Regions from separate parts of the Homo sapiens genome. Here region 1 is linked to region 2. The links are chromatin loops, found by intact Hi-C in ENCODE. Cell type or tissue: ascending aorta. All regions are shown on one strand. Each heading gives the region's core, and the rest is flanking DNA. Links, peaks and the distances in the headings are about the cores only. Region 1 has its middle 6.9 kb from the start of MGP. Region 2 overlaps RERG (RAS like estrogen regulated growth inhibitor).

Region 1 (8,347 bases), core at 272-8,271, 320 kb before region 2:
CTTAATTGGGATATCTTGTCAAGACGAGACCACATGAAACTCTAAATTCTAATTAGATTTTAGATAATTATGAAAGACACTTATATAGACATTTTCCCTTAACAAAAAAGAAGTGTTATTCAGAGGAGAGAATATTTGAAGAAACTCCCAGAAGTGATAACAGAAATATGAGACAGTGATATGATTGCCAGTTTTTAAACATGTGTAGGATTCTCCTCATGTGAGGTTGGCAACGTAGGAACTGAAGCAAGAGAAGCCATGGAGTAATACAGATCTCCTATTCCACCTACTCTCAGGCAGAAAAGAGAAGAATGACCATGCCTGTCAGGGCCAGAAGGAGCTTCATGATTTCATAATTCTCCCATCCATCCATCCATCCATCCAGCCAGCCAGCCAGCCAGCCATCCATCAAGTTATCTATCTAGCCAACAAATGTACTGAGCATCTACTGTTTGTCAACTCTAGGCTGGAAATACAGTAGAGAAAAATACAGATATGGGCCCTGTCCTCATGCATCAAGTGTGCTCTTTGAACAAAAATTTAATAGTGGCTCCTCTTATTTAAAAAATTGTTAGGCAGCCAACTGGCCTTAAAGGAGACCAAGTGATGAGCTTTCTCACTGGGCTGACCATTCTTATGGGCACTCAGGAGCATCTCTGTTTCCAAAGCATCAAGAAAGGTGCTAGTGACCAGCTCAGATAATTCTGAATTTAGGGAGGGAATGCAGGAGAGGAACATTGGCAGAGCTTCTGAGAATTACTGTGGGGAGAAGCTTCTCAGAAAAGTATATTTGCCAGAGAATATACCAAAAGAGTTATCCCTTTCACATGGTATTTCTGTGACTAAAATAATGGCATAGAGGTAGAAAGTGTAATATATTTCCCTATCAATTCTACCTCCTTCTCTTTCTGTCCTTGCTTATCCTTTAACTAACTCTTTTTCAGATGGCTAGGCATTTTGTCTCTTTGAGGAATTTTCCTGGCTCCAGTCAGATTTCTTTTTCTTTTTTGCTGTTCCATGAAATTCAGCTTTATTTACTGAATTTTGATTTTATAATTTTTTTTAAACTGGCAGCACTAAAGTCCTTACCCTTGCCATTAAAGGAAAAACGCAAATGAAAGAAGAGTTAGGAAGAAGCAGCCCTGAAGACAAAAACAGAAATCACTCTCTAGGACATCAAAGAACAATGAACTAGGAGACAGAAGCCCAGCCAATGTCGTGGGACAGTGCCATGCTCTTAGTTCTTTTCTTTTAAGGGAAGCCCCTTGAGAGGATTCTGTGTGTCAGATTCTTTAACTGACATAACTTCCTAGGCACAGATAGAATCCTTCTTTCCTTTCCTTAATTTGTCTTAGTTGAACTAAGTAAGAATAAATGTTTGTCAAACTCAGGCATGGGAGGAGCATCTGGGGACTCATGGGCTGAAACTTCCAGGGAAAGTTGGAGGTGCCTGATTATTAAACAAAATAAAGGTGGAGAAGTCTGAGAGGTGGAGAGCTTTTGGCTGGGAATGGCTGGGATTTTTCTTTTCCTCCCCTATCGATTATTTCCTCCACCCTTCTTAAGAAAAGCTTCAATTTTTAAATAAGATAGCAAATATCAAATAAAAATTATACATCTATCCAAGCGCTATTATCATATGTCAAATGCTTGCTATATATTAGATGCTCTGATAGTCACTCTTTATTTTTTATTTACTTCTCTTAATAATCCTATAAGCTAAGTATAATGACCCACATCTCATATATAAGAAAATGGAAGCTCAAAGAGGTAAAATAGTTTATCCAAGATCACACAACAACTAAATGGCAAAGACAGGATTAAAACGCAGGACTGTTTGATGTCAAATCGTGTGTTTTTAATAATGATACAACCATGTGAGATCCCTCCAGGTTCTGACACCTGCTTAAATAATTTTGTGATTGCGTCTTACAGGGTTCCTTGAATTTCAAATTTCATAGCTAGAGACAAAATTACACAAAATTAAGATATACACATTTAAAATGATAATTGTCTCAAAATCCTTTAAAATAGTGCAATACAAATTAAAGGTCTACATACACTTAAGCCCAGTGAGTTAAATGACTTATAAAAATGGAGAGAGGGATAGTTTTAATATTGGATCCTAAGTCCCCTGTTTCTCTCTCCAGTACACTGCACACTAAACATCTGCCCAAACAAGCTCCAACTCAAATATGGTACTTTCCAAAACCTTTCAGCTTCCTTCAGGAATCACCAAGTCTCATCCAGTCTGTGAACGCCGATGTTTGCTGTCATCTGACACTTGCTCTGGTTTGGTGTATCTGACATATTAAGAATGTCGTCTCCCAGTGCACAAGGCCAATTTCTATAGTTACTTAGACCACCGCCCCCGTCCCCACCCCCAGAAAACTGGAAATCTCAGCTTAATTTATAGAATGCTCTGTCAACTCAAAGCAAAATAGAGAGCAGGTTCTATGTCTCCTGTCTTGACTAAAGATGAAGATGTCTTGACTAAAGGCTGGCTATTTACTCATTAGACTCTGGCTGCCTTTTCTGGATGAGGTGCAATCAAGACAAAGTCCGAGGAATTTCTCCTGCAGTACCATGGTCTCAGCTGGAAAAGAAGGCACCCTTTTATATCTATTCTGCTGTCATCCCACACTTTGGGATATCCTCGTAATCTCCTTTCATTATTCCAAATCACCAAAGTAAAAACACTCCTTTTTATATTCAAGACATTTACAACCCCAAGAAATGGAGCCAAGTAACTTGCAAGAATTGCAGGGGTTATTGGTGACTGGCAGAAACAGGATCCTAAAGGTAGGATTGGTGAGGAGAGGGGATACAAGAACAATGACATGATGTCTCTAGGAGTGAGATGGAAGCAGAGTGGGATTATATTTACCACTTGTGAAGACATGAAGGGAGTAGGGAGAAAGATAGCTTAATTCACCAAATCACAGTACCCAAGAACTTGATAGCACTGGTATGAGTTAAAAGAAGTAGTTTTAGGGAAGATAGAAGTAAAGCTTTAAACAACAGAGAATAATTTTTAAAAGTTAAGTAAACATAACATTCGTTACCAAATGAAGTTAAAACTAGTCGATGATAACTTTTAAAGTTGACATGAGAAATGAAAATATGCTGTCTTTGCAATCCTTCAGTCAGAGGTATGCATCTGAATGGACCCCATGTCTAACCTAAGGGTGCTTCCTTGAAATGGAAATTTAAATCTTTTTTAGGGTGATTTTAAGTTTAGGTAATAAATTAACTAGAAGAATATCTGGTAGTTGCATGAGTCAAATCTACCATGTTCCTTCCATATTCCAGCCCGTACCCATTTCATCTGTTCTGTCGCTCTCTCAAAACAATAACAACAACAAAAAAGCAGATGGTGGAGGGGAGTGAGCATTCCCGAGCTGCACTTCATCTAGATATTCTCTCCATACTTTTGGTAGCTACTCTAACAAACAATCGTTACAAAACCTTGATAGGACTCTAAAGACAGGCTCTGTAGAAGCTGGCCAAAGGATGTAGTTTTTAGGATAAGAAAGCCTGGATTTGACTTCTAGCTCTGCTGCTTTTCCTTTTCTTTTTTTTTTTTTAAATTTTGAGATCGAGTCTTGCTCTGTCGCCAAGGCTGGAGTGCAGTGGCACAATCTCAGCTCCTTGCAACCTCTACCTCCCAGGTTCAAGTGATTCTCCTGCTTCAGCCTGCTGAGTAGCTGGGACTACAGGCTCATGCCACCATGCCCAGCTAATTTTTTTTTATTTTTAGTAGAGACGGGGTTTCACCACGTTGGCCAGGCTGGTCTCAAACTCCTGGCCTCAAGTGATCTGCCTGCCTCGGCCTCCCAAAATGCTGGGATTACAGATGTGAGCCACTGTGCATGGCCTCTACTGCTTACTCTGTGTGTGGCATTTGATACGCTGTTTAAGCTCCTGAGCCTCAGTGACACAGGTAGGGATTATAAGTGTCTGCAACATACTAGATGCTCACTAAGTGTTAGAGGACTCTAACTCAGAGGACCATTAGATGAATTAAATAAGGCAATACCTGCCGAGCTCCTAGCTTAATGGCCTACATACTTTTAATGCTGTGGAGTACATGCACACACAATATTATTTCAAAAAATAGGTTCAACTCCACTGGTCTAGTGTTACTTCCACTTCTTCCCAATAACGAGGGAATAGATTGTTGAAAACCAAAGCAGAGGAGAGAATGCAAAACATGGAAGGGATTGACTCAGCAAGGCCTTGTCCAGTGGGAACTGTGGAACTGGCTGATGCTCAGTGTAGTTCTGACACTGCCACCCAATGGCTGCGTTACTGTTGAGCAAGCCATTTGCCTTTTTAAACAGAAGAGCTGGAATAGACCTGTACAATTTTGTGCTTCTAAATTATTTCATCCTTGAAATGAATAAACACGATAGAGAAATTATATAATTCAGTGTTTGAAGGAACACTTTGTTCTTAATGCAATTTTGCAAGAGTTTCTAGGGCTGATTGGTGTTTGGATGTCCATCCCTCAGCCAACAAACCACTAGCAAGATGCCTTTTAAAAGCTTCATTCAAATAACTGCCTGCCAATAGGCCATGTCTGCTGTTGTTTCCCAGTTGTAGTCAAATAACTTGATTCATTCGAGTTGGATGCTGATACACTTTGAAATCCTTAGGAGAAGAAAGTCAATCTTTTCAGCCAGGATTTGGTCAGTGAGAGAAAGCCCTCCTCCTCGTGGAAGGGATCAGCAACTGAGCAACTCCTCTTTGTCCCATCGCCTAGTCATTACAAACCATGGAAATGGGATGAAATTCAGAAAAGGAAGTTTAGACAGGACGCAGAGGAAAAATGTCCAGGTTAACATGAGAGAGAGAACATCACAGGGAATGCCTTTGCTGATCAATCTAAGAAGAGAACAGGCTGTCAAATAAGTGATTGTTTCCACATCTGATTTCTCCCTGATGGAAAAAAATGCAGTGAAATGTTGGCTGGGCTGACTGTGGAAATCTATTTCAACCCCGCCTGCTGGTGTTTGTTTAAGCGGTCCTGTAACCAGAGTTTGTCTGAATCTCAGGGGCCTTGCTCTGACTCCAATTCTTCTAATTTATCACTCTCTGTGTTTCCTGTTTTCTCATAATCCCATGCTAATTTTTTTCATGCCTTTTATGGAATTTTGAAAGAGACTTTTATTTTGTTGAGAGGATAAAAGGGGTTTTCACTGGGGTTCTTTGTCTTTTGGTAAACCATAAACCAGTGGGAAAAAGAATAGAATCAAAAGGAAGAGACAATAAGCTGAAGGGAACAAGATGTAATTTTTGGTCTTACTCTGTTTTGGGATAGCAATAGGAGGGCAGGGGAATGGATATGGGCTGGGGTGAGGGACTAGGAAGGATGAGAGTCTGATACGAACGCTCGTTTGTCTTGCTCCTCTACCAGACAGCAAGTTCTTTGAGCTTAGCCTCTGGCTCTTAGTCATCTTTTATTAATACACACAACAGCTTCTCATTGCTTACAGAATTAAGCTGACATCCTTCTCAAATTCACATGCATCCTAAATTCTCTGGTGCCATAATGAGAGAGTGGAAAAGAACATGTGAATCCCACTCCATTTGTCACTGAATGATCCCTACTGTCTCTCAAATCCTCATTTTCGTCATCTAATAAAATATGGGCAATAATGGAAAGTAGCTTATAGAGTTGTAGTGAGGATTAAATGAGATAATTCATGTGAGGGCCTGGCTGGCCCAGTGGTGGCATATAGTAAATATTCCATGAAAGTAGCTATTATTATTATTATCACAGTGTCTAACTAATTACGTGACCCTCAATAAGTCATTTTTTCACTGTAACGTGAGTGATAATTCTTTTGTAAATTGTTGTAAAGATTTAATGAGGAAATCTTTGCAAAATACCCAGCAGGTGTCTGTGATGTAGTAGGTGCTTATTAATTGTTACTTCCCAGTTGTCTTTCCCATTCATTTCTTTCACTGTTTCCCTTCATGTAACCAATTCTAAAGCCAAACTGAGCAACTTGTTCCTGACGCACCCTTCAGTGTTTGCTATCACACATTTGCTCATTTTATAGTATCCTCTTTTTCTGCCTCTCTGTCTCTGTCTATACCAACTTTCCGTTGGGTATCTTTTAAGGCTTAGCTCAAATACCACCTGTTACATGATGTCTTACTTAAGCTTCTCAACCAGGTGTAATTTCTCCTCCCTTCAAAAACTCCCTTAGCACTGTTTTTTGGTTTGTTTGTTTGTTTGTTTGTTTGTTTTGAGACGGAGTTTTGCTCTGTCTCCCAGGCTGGAGTGCAATGGCGCAATCTTGGCTCATTGCAATCTCCACCTCCCAGGTTCAAGTGATTCTCTTGCCTCAGCCTCCTGAGTAGCTGGAATTACAGACATGTGCCACCACGCCCAGCTAATTTTGTATTTTTAGTAGAGATGATCACCATCTTGATCAGGCTGGTCTCGAACTCCTGACCTCAGATGATCCGCCCGCCTTGGCCTCCCAAAGTACTGGGATTACAGGCGTGAGCCACCATGCCCAGCCTCCCTTAGCACTTTTATTTCTTTACTGGTACATACTTTCTTTTTTGAATTACAGGCATTTCTGTGCCCCATCTTGTGCACACACTCCTCCTAGCTATTCATGGTACAATCACCTGTCTCCTCTTCTTCCTCACCCCGTACTCATTTACCCAAAAGATTCCAACTCATTATCTAGGAAACTGTCGTCTCTAGAAAGACTTCTTTCTTGCTGAAAGAAGAAAGAATTCTCTTGCTGAATTGCATTTCCAGTTAGATGCCTCAGTTTTCTCATAGTAGTCATGATACTTTTTCATTGATCTTACTGGATTTCAATACAGAACGTTAAGCTCCACAAGGGATATCAGGGATTGTGTCTTTTTCATCTTTGTATTCTCTATTTCTTACACATCATCTGGAACACAGTAAGTGCTTATTTATTTTTCTGGAACTGAGCTGATCCTGCAAACCCAGTGCAATGTTTAAACACCACAAAAGCTCAGTGAAGTTACCCTTAACAATCCACTACAGCGGTCTACGAACCTTAACAGAAACATCTCTGCCTTTTGTGAAGATAGGAAATTGCTGTAATTTGAAATGCTAAATAACTACACTGTATGTCAAATAAAAGAAAAATGCTATTTCACTGTTATTTTTTGCCCTTGCCTTATGCAGCAATCCAACTACTAAATTAAATGGTTATCTTTTTTATGAAATAGCAATATTCCTGAGAAGTTTCCAGATAATGTTATAAAATTAAATTATGACATAAATACATGTAAAAATTCACTCTTTTTAAAGAAAAATCTTAGTGAAACTACTTGAATAGCAAGAATTCCTCTGGAAGGGTAAAGTAAGAAACAGTCCCTTACTGTGTTTGGATATAAACATGTGTTTTTCTTTGCATCTGTATTTTCACATATTGATTAACAGGAGTGGACTTGTGCATGCCATATAAAATTGTGTAAAGAAGGTGACCCCGGGTAGAGCACCAAACAAGTTATGAATGTTAGAAGTTCAATGAAAAGAAAACAAGAATATTTGAAAGAATGCCAAGGGATAGAATTAATTGATTTAATACATTTTGCATTACAGTAATAGGAATAGCTAATATTTATTAAGTAGTGTTTTATTTCTTTGTTTTCTCCACTTTTTTTCTGGTCCATCAAAACAAGCCTCTTATCTACGCCAGACTGCTTAAAACAAAGCACAATTTTTAGTTTGAAAAAGAAAAGTATGAATGTATTATCTATAAGTAATAAACAAAAAGTTAATTTGTGAAAAAGAATATAGCTATCCCAAGACTTCTCTCTGCAAATTTTTTATGTTTGCAGAACATTTACCAAATAGCTGAAAGAAAGACAATTTTGTATCATCTTTCCTTTTCCGAGAAGTTGTGCTGTATTTGTTGGAATACATTTCAGTACTTTCATCTGATCCTCAGATGACGATGCCATATGATGTTTCTCACAGGGTCAGCAGCGAAAGAGGATTTCTGGGGATATGTGTTTCAAAGCCAGTGATTCTTGGGAAGGAGTACGAACTCCGATACAAATACTGGCTCATCTCTATACCATGGACTCTCGAGAACAGCAGTGTTTCACCAGTTAGCATTTTGTTGCCAGAAATAAATCAAATGGACAATGGTGCAAAAATAAAAATGTTCCTGGAACAACTGGAGGTCAGTTTTGACCTTAGGTAATCTGGCAATTTTGCTTGGATTTCTCAGTGCCTACATTTGATCTCTAAATTATGCTTTGTGGCTGAACTCACCCTTTCTAGGGCCAGACACAGTTTATCTGGCTAGGATTTTTGCTGTGTAGGTTTAAAGATAAG
Region 2 (8,347 bases), core at 86-8,085:
TTAATGAATTGGAAGACTTATAATGTTAAAATGTTCATCCTACACAAAGAAACCTACATATTCACTGCTATTCCCACCAAAATACAAGTTTCTATTTCTTACAGAAATAGAAAACGTAATTCTAAAGTTTATATGGAACAATAAAAGACCCAGAATAGCCAACACAATTTCAAGTAAGAACAAACTTGGAGGCATCACATTTCCTGATTTCAAACTATATTACAATGCTATAGTAATCAAAACAGTATCATATTGGCATAAAAACAGGCACATAGACCAACAGAACAGAATAGAGAGCCCAGAAATAAACCCACACATATGGTCAACTGATCTTCAACAAAGGCACTAAGAATACACATTATAAAAAGGATAGTCTCTGCAACAAATGATGTTGAGAAAACTGAATATTCAGTATTCGTGTGCAAAATAATGAAACTGGACCTCTATCTTATACCATACACAAAAATCAACTAAAATGGATTAAAGACTTAAATGTAAAACTTGGAAGTGTAAAACCCCTAGAAAAAAGATAGAGGAAAAGCTTCATGACACTGGTCTTTTTCTCCTTCTAATTCCAACATTAATAACATGTGAATTGCTATGAAGATAATACAATTTTGAAATACAATAAATAAGAGGAAAAGCTTTTCCACTTCTTACCATAAAAATCCCACTGAATTTACAGTATTTCAAACTTACTGCCTCCCTAAAGGCCTCCCCAAATATTTCTCACTGATTTCTGTTCTTCCCATTGACTCCTATAGCATTTATGGCCTGAAAAAAATGGCTAAAACTTTGTTATATACAATTTAAATAGCTAAATTGCACATAACACAAGATGTACATTTCTGATAATAAATAGCTTACCAAATTTCACTTTTTAAAAACTCATAATGAGCTCTGTCATTTCTTAAAGTCTCTCCTTCTCTGTCCTTCCCTAGTTATATTTTCAAACAGGCCTTGGGCCTGAATTGAGTTAAAAAACAATAATTCTAGGATCTGTAGCTTAATTGTGTATCTACATCAATTTCCTTGTTTTGCTAATGCATTGTGGTCATGTAAGATATCATCATTGAGGGGAATTAGGTGTAGGGTACACAGGAACTCTCTATTATTTTTGCAACTCTGTATAATTATCTAATATTATTTCAATATAAAAAGTTGTAAAAATCATTTATTCTGCTGAATACATACTATCACTGGCTGATTTTGAATTGTAAGTTATACACGCTCAGGAAAACACTATGGTCCCTGAGGACAAGAAAAAATTTACATAGTTCTTTGGACTTCTCCCACAAATATTAGCATTTTATTGGGCTTATAGAGGGAGGACTGAAGAAAGGGTGGAAGAATTAGGAACACAGTAGGATTTTCACAAATATTTGTAAACCGATAAGTGGGAGACCTAAGAAATCGTGGGTTAAATTTTGGGACCTGAAGATTCACATGTACTGTGTTCCTGATTTTACCTCTTTTGGAGAACCGCTAAGAAGTAGATTCAAGATACGAAATATTTGAATGGAAAAGAAAGTCCCAGACTTTGGAACAGATCACTGTTATTCATACTACCATGTATGGCTGAGTCTTCCTTTAAACCGTCAAACTCAACATGTGTTGCCAAATGACTAGGAAGCTGGCTCAGTTGTTAGATTCAGTTGTAATTTATGGGGTTCTTAGTGCAAAAATAACTCAATTACTTTTCAGACAAAGTCACAATTTTTTATTTGTACTTTTTCTTTTTGACTTCACCTCTTAAATTACTGTCCAATGGCACAAAACAAGAAAGAACTTTTTAAAAGATTTAAAAAACAGGAAATGCATCATTGAGGAAAAGACGTTATCTTTGTACCTAAAACAGTGGAAACTTAGGAACTTTTCTCAACACTGCTGTTCTTTCTATCTACCATTGCATAAGTTTTATAAATACCACTGTCAAAGAGCAATTTAATATCATTTTTCCAAATACTGGGGAAAGAAAAACGATCTGACTTTAATTTGGTTTTATCTAAGACTTAACTATATGGAGCGAGGTGTCAATAACTCAAGGTTATGGGTTCAACTCCTATACAGCTACTGAGATTCTATCAGCAGAAAATTTGTAACAGGGTCATAGACTATATATTTAATCCCCAAACACTTACCATGCAATCTAGCTCAATCCCTTCCCACTATTATCATATAGCACAAAGTATCATCTTAAAATCAAAGTTCATCCTGTCACAATTGTTGAGGCTTACATTTTATTTTTTAAACAAAATTCACCCTTCTATGATGTAAAGAAAAAGTTCTAGTTTTAAGGAACCACAGGAAGGCTTCACATGTGCTCTGGCCCACAGAATATTTTTTTACTCACTTTGTCTCTTCTCACTAAAATGTTAACTCCATAAAGGCAGAGAGCTCCTTGTTTTATTACTATAGTGTCAGTACACCCAACAGGGCATGGCACTCAATGCGCTGAATGTGCAGCTCACAAAAAGCTATATGCTTTTCTGAAGCTGAAAACACATACCTCAAATGGAAATTGAGTACTCAGCAAACTTAACACAGTGATTCCCGGAATGTGGGTCCTAGACTAGCAGCATCAGCATCACTGAAGAACTTGTTAGAAATACAAATTCTCTGGCTTCGGTGCAGACCTACTGAGTCAGAACCTGTGGAGGTGGGGTCCTGAAACATACATTTTAACAAGCTCTGCTGGTGATCCCGAGGCATGGTAAAGTTTGATATCAACTGCTATAACCCAATAAAAAAACACATTTCCAAACTCAGCTCTGGTTTGCAGCAGCAGTGCTAAATCACATAAATTCAGCCATTTTAGTACAAAAGTATTCATTCATATCTTGGAATAAATGCCTGGGAAATGAGTTTCTGCATAGGATAGATATTTGGGCCAATAATGGTTGATCACTGTTAGGCACTTTCTGTAGCAATGTGTCTTGATTCCTAAGAAAAGCATGGGAGAGAGAAACAAGAGACATAAAATACAATATTAAGCAGGAGATTGTAACTGTGAAGCTTCTCCCCAGCTCACCTTTGTTATGGCAAATCTCCTAAACAGAAGTTATTTACTGACCACAGAAGTAATGTGATACAGTGTTAACGTGCCTGCACCAAGAACCAAAGACCTATGCTTTTGTTAACCAGTTGTAAGTTACCCAAAAAGTGACATAATTTCACTAGAATTTCTCATCGTTTCGAGAACTAAATAATAGCTCATTGAGTGGAAAATTCTGTGATTCAAGTGCCACAAGGGTCCATTAGTTCCAAAACATTAGTTCCAAAACAAACATTTCCAGATGATAGAAAGTGGGGAGGGATAAGAGACATGCTGGATCCAAAAGGCTCCCGATGCACCAGGAGAATTGATTAAATCTAATAAAATAATGCTTAAGAGGATGAAAATGAACATCTATACCTGGGTTAAACACACACACATTGCTCAGGTACAGATTTGGGAAGGTTTGGCTCAGCAATGGCATACGTTAAAAACAAACAAACAAACAAACAAACAAAAACAACCATCTCCATTTGCAATAAACTCCCCATGAGCCAACATTATGTTGTCTCTTATCCTGAAACCAACAGTGACCTCAGGATGCCTCAGCAGAAGCAAAGGATCTAGAAGCAAAATCACAGTTGTGCTCTGATCTGTTCTGGGTACACCACATCTGAAATGTCTCTTTGATTCCAGGTCCACATTTCATGGAGTGCATTGTAGAGCGAAAGAGAGAGGATGATGCTTTGAAAACCTCACAGGGGTAAACCAAGAGACTTTTTGTAGCTAGACTATAGAAGAAGAGACTCAGGCATGAGTCAAGGCATGCTGGCTATGTTCAATTTTGTGAAGGGCTGTCATAAGGAGAGGGATTTATCATGCTCTACGTGACACTGAGGGGATAAAGTTAAAGTCAATGCCTAGAAGCTACAGAAAAACCTTTGGTTCCAAAGAAGGAAAAGCAACAAACAGGAAGAACTGTTGGGATAATTTAATGTGTGAATCTGGCTGGGCTATAGTATCCATTGATTCAATCAAACACTAATGTAAGGGTTTTGTCGATGTAGTTAATATCAGTAGACTAGTGGTAGTAAAGGAGACTACCCCTGATAATATGGATGGGCCTCATCCAATTCTTGGACGGCCTTAAGTGAAAAAACTGAGGTTTCCTAGAGCAGAAGAAATCCTGCCTTAAGATTGCAACATTATCTCCTGCCTGAGTTTCCACCCTGCCAACCTTACAGATTTCAGTCTTGCCAGCTGCCACAATCAAAAGAGACAATTGCTTTGAATGAATGAATGAATGTGTGTGTGTGTGTATTCTATTGGTTGTATTTCCCTGGGGAACCCTGACTAATACAGTTGTGCAAAGGTGGATGTGCAAGAATGATCTACTTCCGGTCATGTTGCATTCCTGTCACTGGAGACAGTCAAGTTCAGGCAAGGAAACCACTTTGGTCATAATAAGGAGACTATTTAAAATATATGACCCTTGATATAATTTTAAAGCACGTGTGGCAAACTAGACAACATAGTCTAATTCAAATTTTTCATTTATTTATTAAGTCCTAGTATGTGTCAAATATTGTGTGAGGCTCTAGAGGTATAATGAACAGAAACAGCTACTGCTTTGCCTTTTTGGAAGGTACATGGATCCTGTACGATATGCAGGGATACCAGATCAGCTCTTCTAGAACTCAAAATTGGTGCTCAACAGATACTTGTTGAATGAACAACTGAATGAATGAATAAAAATATATTTTAAGATTGTAGGGAAATATATAAATACACACATATATACATACATGTACATACATGTTAATTGAGAAATCTGGCAAAAATATTAGAAGGTTTTAAAGCTTTAATTTTTATAACGATAAGATTTGATTATTAAAACATTATATAAACACACCATGTGTCCTTCTCTGATAAGGCGTAAGTCTAAGTTATTGTCCTAAACCCTCCTCTCCTTTTTGACTGCCCACTTTACATACTGATACTTAAAAAAAAAAAAATCAACTCAATGTCTCTTCATGTGACATATTTGAAACCAAAAATTCCTAAGGCATTGAAACTACAACCTCCGGATATGCTGTCACATTCCTCCCTGCTAGGCAGTCCATGGAGGAACACAAACAGCCAACTGCTGGACTGAGTGTATTCATCTGGCCTTCAGTAGCGGACAGCCAGAGAATTCACCATGCTGCTTCTCCAAAGACAAATGTTAAGGAACATAAGGGGAAAAAATGGATGAAGATCAATAATAACAGAACCTTACTATTAAGCCGACATTTGTATCAGACTTGTAATTTTTCAAAGTACCTTCAGTGCCATAATTTCATTTTGTCCTACCTGCATTCTGTAAAAATTGAAAAAAGAACAATTGAATCCATCATTGGGCAGATGAATAAAAGGAGATAAGGATGAAATTAAAATAAGGTTCTAATCCTACAGTCAATTGTGTGCGTCTTCATTATTAGATCATAAGGACAGGACACAGTGTAATGTAGGCTATTTATATAACAATGAGAAACATATTCTTTAGCAAAAGATGATTCATCAGTTTTTTTTTTTAACACTTGATCCGAGGCTATAAGAAATAGAATACTGCATTACAGGAGAACGCTCTTTTATATAAAAGTTGCTGAGAATTTTGGCTATTTTGGTTGATAACACACCTGGTACTCCCAGAGGGCTTTGCCATGCATTGGTTATTTATTGGTTACTGTGAATTTCTTATAAAAACAAAATCCATCAGGTTTTACAAAGTTTGTATGATAAAATTCTAATGGTCATTTCATTTTCTAATATAAAATATCTGAGAAGATGTGGAAAATAACTGAATGATACAAAATGAAAACCTTTGATAGCAAAGTTGCAAAAGCCTTGCATTGAGTCATAGACTGGAATGCTAGACTTGGCTCTAGCACCAACAAGCTGGGTGATCTCGCTAAGGATCTCTCTCTCACATGTATCTCTCATATGTATGGATAAGCTTTACATATTTGTTTATTCATGCTGAAATTATCTATTTCAGACTGCCCTGCCTTTACAATATAGCAACTCATTTTTCATGGGATGGAAGAAATTATGTGTTTTTCTGAAACCACATCAATTTTCAAAAGCAGCTGTAGCAACAGACATGCATTTGCACTGGAATTTTGGCTTCAAGGCCAGTACCACCTTGAAAATCTGGCTGATTTCCCCAAACCCATAAGTTGGAGAAATACCAGGAATAAAAAGGGGAATTACAAGGATGATTTAAAATGTTCTTCCCTCCACTTAAAGTTAGTCTTTTCAAGTTGCCAAGAAAACAAGTCAAGATCAAAATGGAATTAATAGATAGCTGGTATTTAACTACAGAAACATTGCAATGAATAAATTAGCCATTAGTTTAAAATAAAGGACAATTGAATTTTAATAATATATTCCAATAAAAAAGCAAGAACAGAGATATGTCCTTTTGGCTTTGAGAAATAATTCTTAATTTTGTTTTGTTTTGTTTTCCAGTATTGTTTCCCCCCCAATCATATTTTTCTTAAGAGAAAAGCCTTAACTAAGAAATGATCATTGTCAACCTGCAAAGTACTTAGCCACCTACCAGTAACAATTCACTTTCATTTTTTTTTCTAGATTTTTGTTTACTTTTATTTTCCTATGCCCTCTTAAGCACCATTTCTCTTTTTTCTTCCTGGGCATACAAGAAAGGTCAGTGATGACTTAAAAATTGCACAGAGGTCTGCCTTTTATACATATACGTAGGCATATACCTGCAATTTGAAAACATGGTTTAATTGGTCTTGGGGTAGAAAAAACAAATTACAATGGACTCATCTAGGCTGTTTGCCTCCTTTTGCTTTTCTGTCTTTGCAGGTAAAGGAAGATACAAACCCTGTAAAGCCACAGGTAACCAGAGCACTATATTTTAGGACAACAAAAAGGCTCCTTTTTTCTAACTACACCCAAATTTGTCTCAAAACCACCTCCCTCCCTTTGGTCCAATTATTTAAAAAACAATTATTCCTCTAACCACCAACTACACAAGAAATCAATAGGATTTCTGGTAGTCCTTCAATTTCATAAACCAACTAGGAAAAGCTTCTTTACATACACACATGTGTTAAGGGGCCATGCAAGCTCTGCATCCACATGGGCAGAGGGAAGCATAATCTGCCCCTCTTCTTACCTTGATTAATGTTTTTAGCAAATTTACCACAAAGATTATATAATCTTATGTCCACACTCCCATGTTCACTGCAGAATTTTTCACAATAGCCAAGACATGAAAACAACTTAATGCCCATCAATGGATAAATGGATTTTAGAATGTCATTTTATACACACACACACACACACACACACACACACACACACACACACACTATGGAATGCTATTCGGCCTTAAAAAGGCAGAAAATTCTATAATTTCTAACCACATGGATGAACATAGAGGAAATGATGCTAAGTGAAATAAGTCTGGCACAGAGAGACAAATACCATATGATCTCACTGATATGTGGAATCTAAAAAAGTCAAACTCATAGACACAGAGAGTGGAACAGTGGTTAACGTCACTGGGAGGGGTATCAGTGGGCAAAACCAAGGCATTGGTCATAGGGTACAAAGTTTCAGTTACACAGGAGGAAGATGTTCTGGTGATCTATTGCACAGAATGGTGACTATAGTTCACAATAATGTATTGTGCACTTCAAAATTGCTAACAGAGAGGATTTTAAATATTCTAACTACAAAGAAATGACACTTGAGGGGATGGACATGCTAATTCACCTGGTTTGATCATTCCGTAATGCATATATGTATCAAAACATCAAATTATACTCTATAAACATTTATAGTTACTCTGTCAACTAAAAATAAAACAAAATCCTTGAGTGATGGTGAAAAATATATAGAATCTTAGAAAATAATGCTCCAAAAGTTTAATGGCTAGTTGGGTCCTCAAGGAGGTAGAAACTGAGATACAGGGTTGTTGTCAGTGCTCACATTCACGTGGTATGCACAGCCGAGGCTACTTCTTATATCTGTGGTCCTCAAGTGGACCTGAAACCTATGTGATATTAGAGCCACGAATAAACTTTTTTTTTTTTTTTTTTTTTTTTTTTTGAGACGGAGTCTCGCTCTGTCGCCCAGGCCGGACTGCGGACTGCAGTGGCGGAATCTCGGCTCACTGCAAGCTCCGCTTCCCGGGTTCACGCCATTCTCCTGCCTCAGCCTCCCGAGTAGCTGGGACTACAGGCGCCCGCCACCGCGCCCGGCTAATTTTTTGTATTTTTAGTAGAGACGGGGTTTCACCTTGTTAGCCAGGATGGTCTCGATCTCCTGACCTCATGA

What was found. A loop is a pair of places that touch in the nucleus more often than their neighbours do. Peaks named below come from ENCODE experiments on the same cell type or tissue, not always from the same donor. Only the 100,000 strongest peaks of a DNase experiment are listed, where the experiment ranks them.
Region 1: it touches region 2 in a loop (2.7-fold over the local background); 2 of 110 quality-filtered maps call a loop at or near these places.

What each region holds. Positions count from the first base shown.
Region 1 is chr12:14,888,624-14,896,970 of GRCh38, forward strand. No RefSeq gene overlaps it. Among named protein-coding and RNA genes, the nearest start is that of MGP, 6.9 kb to the left of the region's middle. In ascending aorta, for the core only: CTCF peaks have their summits at 4,298 (motif pointing left) and 4,800; DNase peaks (open chromatin) are centred at 4,278, 4,613 and 5,015; H3K4me3 peaks cover 1,436 bases; H3K27ac peaks cover 7,870 bases.
Region 2 is chr12:15,203,952-15,212,298 of GRCh38, forward strand. All of the region lies in intron 2 of RERG (RAS like estrogen regulated growth inhibitor), which reads right to left. Among named protein-coding and RNA genes, the nearest start is that of RERG, 13 kb to the right of the region's middle. In ascending aorta, for the core only: a CTCF peak has its summit at 4,394; a DNase peak (open chromatin) is centred at 5,913; H3K4me3 peaks cover 403 bases; H3K27ac peaks cover 7,855 bases.